3 separate regions of the Mus musculus genome follow, and regions 1 and 2 are each linked to region 3. The links are chromatin loops, found by intact Hi-C in ENCODE. Cell type or tissue: heart. All regions are shown on one strand. Region 1 has its middle 30 kb from the start of Sertad2. Region 2 overlaps Aftph (aftiphilin). Region 3 overlaps Gm46272 (predicted gene, 46272).

The links. Hi-C counts contacts between places; a loop is a spot of excess contacts. Peaks named below come from ENCODE experiments on the same cell type or tissue, not always from the same donor. Only the 100,000 strongest peaks of a DNase experiment are listed, where the experiment ranks them.
Region 1: a loop joins it to region 3, with 3 times the contacts of the local background. A loop is called at or near these places in 2 of 42 quality-filtered maps.
Region 2: it touches region 3 in a loop (2.6-fold over the local background); 2 of 42 quality-filtered maps call a loop at or near these places.

What each region holds. Positions count from the first base shown.
Region 1 is chr11:20,660,446-20,662,945 of GRCm38, forward strand. No RefSeq gene overlaps it. Among named protein-coding and RNA genes, the nearest start is that of Sertad2, 30 kb to the left of the region's middle. In heart, a CTCF peak has its summit at 1,382; a DNase peak (open chromatin) is centred at 1,447; H3K27ac peaks cover 1,090 bases.
Region 2 is chr11:20,690,081-20,692,580 of GRCm38, forward strand. Aftph (aftiphilin) reads right to left here. Exons shown (of 10, transcript NM_001290545.1): 9 at 2,385-2,500. Among named protein-coding and RNA genes, the nearest start is that of Gm46272, 49 kb to the right of the region's middle. In heart, a CTCF peak has its summit at 1,141 (motif pointing left); no DNase peak of the experiment used is centred here.
Region 3 is chr11:20,741,784-20,744,283 of GRCm38, forward strand. Gm46272 (predicted gene, 46272) reads left to right here. Exons shown (of 1, transcript NR_168691.1): 1 at 1-1,606. Among named protein-coding and RNA genes, the nearest start is that of Aftph, 1.5 kb to the left of the region's middle. In heart, a CTCF peak has its summit at 1,031 (motif pointing left); no DNase peak of the experiment used is centred here; H3K4me3 peaks cover 1,041 bases; H3K27ac peaks cover 1,036 bases.

The DNA of each region.
Region 1 (2,500 bases), 81 kb before region 3:
CCCCAAAGAAAGGAAGAGAAGGGGAGGGGCAATGAGGGGCAGTGAGGGGGGAAGGGGCAGCAAAGAGGGAGGGGCCGTGAAGGGGGTCTGGCCAGAAGGATTTGTGTCGCTGCAGCTCCTCCTTTGAGTGGTTGAGGACTCTTGAGAGAACTTTGAGTGGTTGAGGACTCTTGAGAACTCTGGAGTTCTTCAAGCCTGGAAACTTACTAGGCCATGTTGGTCCAGCCCCAGGCCTGAAAACCAAATATTAGATTCTGCTTCTCCTGTGCTCTAAGAACCACCCCCCTCCCCCCATCACCCCCGGCTTCCCTGGAGTCCAGGCCAGAGCTCTCATGACCTTTGTGGACTGTGCAACCTTGTCCAGTCCTTCACCTGGCCTTTACTCCACTCGCTTCCCTCCTGCCCCCGCCCCAGCCCTACTGCAGTTCTTCTTGTTCAACAAGAACGCAAATGCAAATCGCCTCATTCCCTTCACCCAAGTGACCTCCCTAGGACCTGCCTAAGGTAGCTGCCAGCTCAGTAGCTCCACTTTTCCTCATAACGGAGCTCCCGGAGCTTAGCCAGTGCTTATATCTCTCTTGAGGAGTATAGGACCCTGAGAGGCCTGGACACTGTATGCTACGGGCAAGGGGCTAGGCAGGTCTGGGACCTGTCCTCCATCATCCCACAGGAAAGGGCAGAAAGACATGTAGTTGAGTACGTGGTTCCTAACCGCCTCTCTGTGCTGGGCTGTGGTGGGTTTTGTTTACTCCTATCTAATCATCCCTATAGCTAGATAAGCACATTGATTCTGGCCAGCGCCTGTCTGAGGGCCTCCTGCTTGGTGCCACATTGCTTTCCATGGTTTTCTTCTTCCCCACGATAGGTGGTCTAGCTTCCAGCTGGGCTGAGATCAGTACTTGATAGAGGAGAGGCAGCTCTGGGAGACTGAAAAGTCCATTCCTGAGGGAGGCGGAGCCTAGGTTGGGGGGCACACTGTGAGGACGGGGGGGGGGGGGGGGGGGGGGAGGAGGGAAATGCGATGAGAAAGCAGGAATGGTGTAAGGACAGCCACCCAGAAGGAAGGAGCCCAAAGACATCAGCTCAGGCTAGGTAAAGGATTGAAATACTGATTTTTGTTCTGTAGGTTCTGGGAATACAACTCTCCTTGCATGGAGAGCACTTGCCATCGGAGCCACCTTCTCAGTCTGGAAAATCTAGTTTTAAGATCTTAATTAGACCCAAGAACTGAATCTAACCTTTCAATTAGGCAGTACTTCATCCCAGGAAATAGAAGAAATCACTTTTCTGCACAGAGAGGGACTGAAGCAAGCAGGAAAACAACACCAACTTTTCTGTTGCTCTTGTTTGTTTGCTTGAGAGACAGGAACTCATTGTGGCCACTAGGGGCAGCCTCTGACAGCTGTATCTGGGTGTCACGTCCTCCCTCCTGTGCTCAGCACTTTTCTGAGCTACTAGAGGACCCTCTGTCACATGCCACAACTCCACTATGCCTTTCCCACCGTCATGGTCCCAAACCTTCCACGACCATGAGACAGAGGACTCCTTCTTATGTTATTTCTCTGGGCATTTGGCCATAGAGATGTGACGATTCCCAGTACAAAGACCCAGAAATTACTGCTTGTGTACATCAGAAAAGGCCATGGGGAGTATAGGGATCCGCCCAACGTTTCACCCCCTCCTCACCTTTAGCTCAAATGCTACTTCTGACCACCTCATCCCCACTATCTAAACCCAAGGCTCCAAAGCCTCAGGGTACCATTTCAGAATAGCAGACAGAGGACTCGGAGGACTCGAGGGGAGCATCTCTTATTATTACACAAGCCTTGTGCTGGCTAGGCTGGAAGCAAGGGTCCACCCTGCACCTCCAGTAATCAGCAGTACTGTGTGAATGTAGAAGAAAGAGAGCCTGGGTCCTTGCCCCTGAGGCGGTATTAACTAAGTCTAACTCGTGTCCTCTGCATGTCTCCCAGACCTTATCTTCTTTCTGTTCACCTTCTTCCAAGCAGGGAACTGCCAAGTAACCCCTCTCCCACAGTCTGCACAACACCCTCAAGGACAAGGTCCCTGTGGCCACCTCAGACCCTGGGATGTTTCTGACAAGCATATCACTCCCTTCCTTACATCACCCCTGCCCTGCAGACATTCTTGCCACACCCCTGCTGGCGCATTTAGCGCCATCAGAAGTACTCTCATCCTTACTTTGTTTCCTGTTCTCTTTTCTATTCTTCTCTGGCACATAGGAGTGTGCCCCTGACAAGAGACATCTTAACCAGGCCAGCAAGCCTCTCAGAGAGCAGGTATCTGTACTTACCCGAGGGGAGAACAATACCTACTCTCACCCCAATACTGACTAATGTCGTATTTCTGACCAGCTCTTTGGTTAGGAATGGGACCTGGTATACTTCACATAGAATAAGGGATGTGATATTTGTGTCCTACACATTCATGATCACATGGCTGAACAGTAGCATAGATTGATTGTTCAGGAAAAGGATTT
Region 2 (2,500 bases), 52 kb before region 3:
CTGAGACAAGAGTGTGAGGGAGGGCCCTCAGAGGGCTTAGCCGCACAGAGGCTTGCCTCCAACAAGCCTGACAGCTTGAGTGTGCTCCCTAGGACCCACATGGTGGAAGAGAGCACAGACTCCCACAGGTTGTTTTCTGACTTTCCCCTGTGCATCAGTGCTCAAGCACAGAACCCATCACCCCTGACAAAAAATAAACACGATTTTAGAAATAGAAAAAAGAGAGAAGTATTCCACGTCAAATCTCCTCCCCTAACCCAACTATGGTTTCTTCGCTCTCAGAGACAGAGCTTTGCTTTCTGGCCTAGGCTGGTCTCAAGTGCTCCTCCTGCCTCAGCTTTGAGTGCTGAAATTACAGGCTTCATCAGTATATCCACTGCAACTACCGCTTTAACCCTTTTTTATCCGCTAGCTCTTCATTCCACTCTACCTTTGATGTACTGTCAAGAGCCAAGACAATTTTGTTAACTTTTACTTAAAAAGAAATAAATCCTACAGACCAATACACACTGAGAAAGCCTTTTGGAATCATACTGTGTGCCGCCCGCCTGTCTTCCCCATACAACTAAGAATTGCTCACACTGCTAGGGCTGGAGCTCTGCTGTAAACATCTGCCCAGCATGCACGAGGCTTTCGGTTTGATTGGGGGGGGGGGAGAGAAGAAATAAAAAAAAATAACAACTTCTGCTCTTACAAAACAGAAACAAAACCACCACCTCACACTCCTCTGGTGATAGTTTATAACTTTAAATTCTAATAGTAACATGTGGTTATCTTTCTCACTATTTTCAAACAAAACCTTCTTCCAAATGAACCCCAAAGTTTGTAGCTTTTTTTCAGCTTACTTCATTTTAAATGTTCAAATGGGTCTGAGAAAATAGCCCAGTAGTAGAGTCTAGAGTCTGCAAGGCTCTGGGTTTGTTGTCTAGTGTCCTAACAGCAGAAAGGTCACATAATTATCACAGAGACTCTCTTTGGCAGCTACAACTTCCCTCCTAGATGTGTGCTGCAATTTTATTCTTTTGTTTCAGAAGATGCAGTAGCAACACGTTGGGCAGTACAGTCTGTCTAGGAGCCTTAAAGAAATGAAGGCACAGGGCTAACAACGTGGAGTAGAGCGCCTCCTACTGGCACAACAGTTGAACTCTCATGACTGCAGGGAAAGGGAAGCAGCAGTGGGACTGGCTCAGAAAGTAACAGCATAACTCCCACAACCAGGGTGCCAGCAGACGGCCTGCAGTGTCAGGGCCCAATGCAGGTCAGTGACAGCAATGGAGTGCACCTGTGGACACAAGGACCTACATGCTCCAAATCTATTTCCTGGAATGGTTAAAGGCACCTACAGCCATCAAATGAGTAACGGCAGCAGTCTTTAAAAATTATTAGTGTCTGCAGAATGGACACCTGTAGGGAATGAAGTAAAAGACACAACAATTCTTTAAGTCATGGTGGCATGGTGGCACACACCCTTAATCCCATCACTTGGGAGACACAGGCAGTTGGTTCTAAGTCCAAGGCCAGCTTGGCCTATATAACAAGTTTCATGACAGCTAGGGTTGTGCACCAAGTCCTTGTCTCAAAAACAAACCAACAAACAAACCAAAGAGATTGCAATCATTCAAGTTTAAGTTAAAAAGAATAAAAAAAATAAGATTTTTTTTAATAAAAGAATTAACTCTAAATGGTGTCTGTTATTCAATAGGAAATTCTAAAATTCCCAAAGTGGGCAACTGACACATACACATCTGGAAGATACAGATGGGTGATGATGATTTGGGAAGCAGAGAAGACAGCTGACCAATCAGCTCCTGCCCTGGCACTAGTGATGTCCTCCTGTCTGAACCACCTTCTACTAGGAACTGGCTTACCTGTGTTTAATTTGTCAAAGCACGGGTTACTTAACTGTGTTAAAGCCTAAGTATAAGGTCCACAGGACATTCCTTGTCTCTGGCTCTGACAGCAGAAGATAAGACTGTCCCTTGAGAGGCTCCCTAAGTTTGGTAAAGAAGTTGATGATAGCTCAAGTTAGGTGCACATAGTGAAAGTTCTGAAAATTAAAATATCTTTACTCTGTCTTAGCTTCAAAGTGAACACAGAGGCTAATGTAACCCCAGGAGAATAAAACTGGTTCTGGAAAATGCTTTCCTCCATAATTATGAAAGGATAGGGATGTTCCCAGTGGCACCAGAATCATCTTCTATGAGGGTGGGGAGAAGAAAACGTCATCTGTCAGTCATTTCCAACAAAACTCATCATTAAACATCCATTTGACATTCTCTAGGCTTTACGATACAGCGTAGCACACAAGCGCTGCCTCTTGCATACTTTGCTTGTGGCCATTTAAACCAGGATACAAAGTTAGGGCTAAGTTCAGGTTCATTTACCTGGTTGACGTGCTTGTCTTTTCCACTGTAGACATGAGCTTCGCAAATGCATCAGTCACTCTGAGGCTTGAGGTGGAGGTCTCCAGCTTAGCAGTTGTTAACTCATACAACTCTGG
Region 3 (2,500 bases):
ACTCACTGAAGTGTGGGCTGGGGACGTCCTCCCTCCCCTCCCGACCCTCTGAGGCAGCGCTCCGGGCCACAGACCTGAGCTTCTCTCCGCCCAGTACTTTCCCGATGAGCCGGGGAGAGGGTTAAGTTCCGCCTTGGAATAAAACTGCAGACGTATGGAAATACGGAACCAGATCTCTGCTGAAAAACCGGCTGGACAACATTCAGCAGCTTGTCCTTTTTGCCCGGAATAAAAGACTTTCATTCCCTTCCCTTTTTATGTAAGCCAACAAAAGAGGAAGCTGTTATTTAACAAACGAGAAGTGATTGTCCTACTTAAGACGAGAAGTCAGCAGGCAAACTAACAAATGGTCTTCTACAAAAATCAGTCCAGAATTGTGTTGGTGTTTGGAGAAGATGATCATTTTCATACATCTTTCCAATCAACTTGTGCATTTGAGCGATTCTATACAATAGAGGTCATAAGAGGTTTTTGTTTCCATCGGTTCCTGAGCAATTGGTCTTTTTTTAATAACATCTCCCCGTCCTTTATTATGACTCTGTTAGAAACCATTCCACTGTAAAACTCAGACAAAGCTGCAGGATTTTTATTCCTGTCTCAGACGGTGAACCCTGGACTCTACCCTACAAACCCTGAGCCCTGCCGGGTTCTCTTTCTGCCCACGCTGAATTATTTAAAATAGTTCCCAAACCGCAAAGCTCAGCAGTAACCGAAAGGAACAAGGACTGAAAACACCCGTCATCTCAGAGAACTGTCTAGCCCTTTGACTGGAGGAATTACACACGTTGAAAAAGATAAGGACAATAGCAATTCATCATGGTTTATCCTGCCTCTGCAATGTTCTAGACAAATTAACTTGAAGAACTAAAATAGACCCTCATTTGTCTCCTCACAATTCAGTCATTGCAAGATAACAGAGACTGCATTGCTGCTTTGTGGTTATGCTGAATATTTTTGTTATTGGCCAGTCACTGAAGTGAGAAAAATCTATATGGCTTGTCAAATTTATTCCTTTTGTATTTCGCCCCCTGCTGGTGTAGCTCGTGTGCAAATTAAAAAAAAAAAGTATGTCACTGTAAAACATGTTTATTGTCTGAGAATGAAAGTAAAAAAAAATGCGTGTAAAACTGAAAATTAATTTATTTCAGACAAACATATGTTTGTTTTCACTTGATAAATCTACCAAATAAGTACTGACTAAGATCCGAAGGAAACGTTTGAATGATGATTTTCAAATAATTTAAACCAATCAAAAATGTTTAATATAGTGATTCTAAACATTAAAAGGAAACCGTGCAGTTTGGGAAAGTATCTTCCCGATTTCACAAATTATATGATTACCAAATGATTATCTTTGTTAGGTAAGTGAAGAGGCTAACTCTGTTTACTTAATTTTTTTTTTTTTAAATCCATGGAAGCTGAGTAGCTATTTGTTCAAATGACTTGGGAGCACAATCAACCTACCTGTAATTGGATACTCTTACATGTGATTATGACATTTGGCATCAAGAAAAGAAAAACGCCTGACCACTTCTAATTTTTTCTCCTATTCAGCCTTGTTAAACAACTGAAATCATAATAAATAGTAAAGTTTATACTTATATTACCCCTTTTAGTCAAATGTTACATTGTAGTGCTATTGTTTACCTCTTAGACACTCAAATTTCTTTGACCTCTAAAAGCTCTTCCAGGGGGGAGGCTCTGTGAATCATACCTTAAGTAGAGAAACCTGCATCACACACAACACAGAGGGAAAACCCCTGGTTTTCTACTTTTATTTTGAACCAGGTTCTCCTATAACCCAGGCTAGTTCTCAGCCTGTAAACTAAAGAGGATCTTGAACTGATCCCCTATCTCTACCACCCAAGTGCTGTGATTACAGGTATGTGTCACCATGTCCACTATTTTTAAATTTAATGAAGTAGATGAACTACCTCTACAATAAAGACTTTAGGAGCCCAAAGAAAGCAATAGGAGAAGACACTGGAAGATAGAAGCTCAATGCTTATTCACTGGAAGAATGAAGGAGTTTCACCCTGTTGCTGTACCTCAGGGACTTTCCAAGTTTTCTTTAGTGTCTGAAATCCAATCCCTGTCCCTTCCACTCTAAGGCTGCTCTCATGGCTGTCCCTTCTCTAAGTATTCACTAACAACAGAGCCCCCAGAAGACTGCTGGTGAAGTTCCCTGCTCTCTCTGGATGGATACTCTAACCATACCAATTCTCTTCCCTCTCAGAGCTCATAGTGAGCCTCACACTTCTGCACTTAAGCCTGGGATGCCAGCATTCCAGCATTTTATTCTCTGTTGTCAGAAAGAGAAACAGCTTGGACTATGAACAAAGAATTATCTTTGAGACAGAATAGACCAGGTGTGAACCTCAGCAACAGCCCAGAATCTTACTAAGAACCTTCCCCACCTGCAAAAATCAAAGAAGGGTCCCTACCTCACAGACCTGTTATCCAGAAGAGATGCACATTATAATGTATGTAAAATATCCCA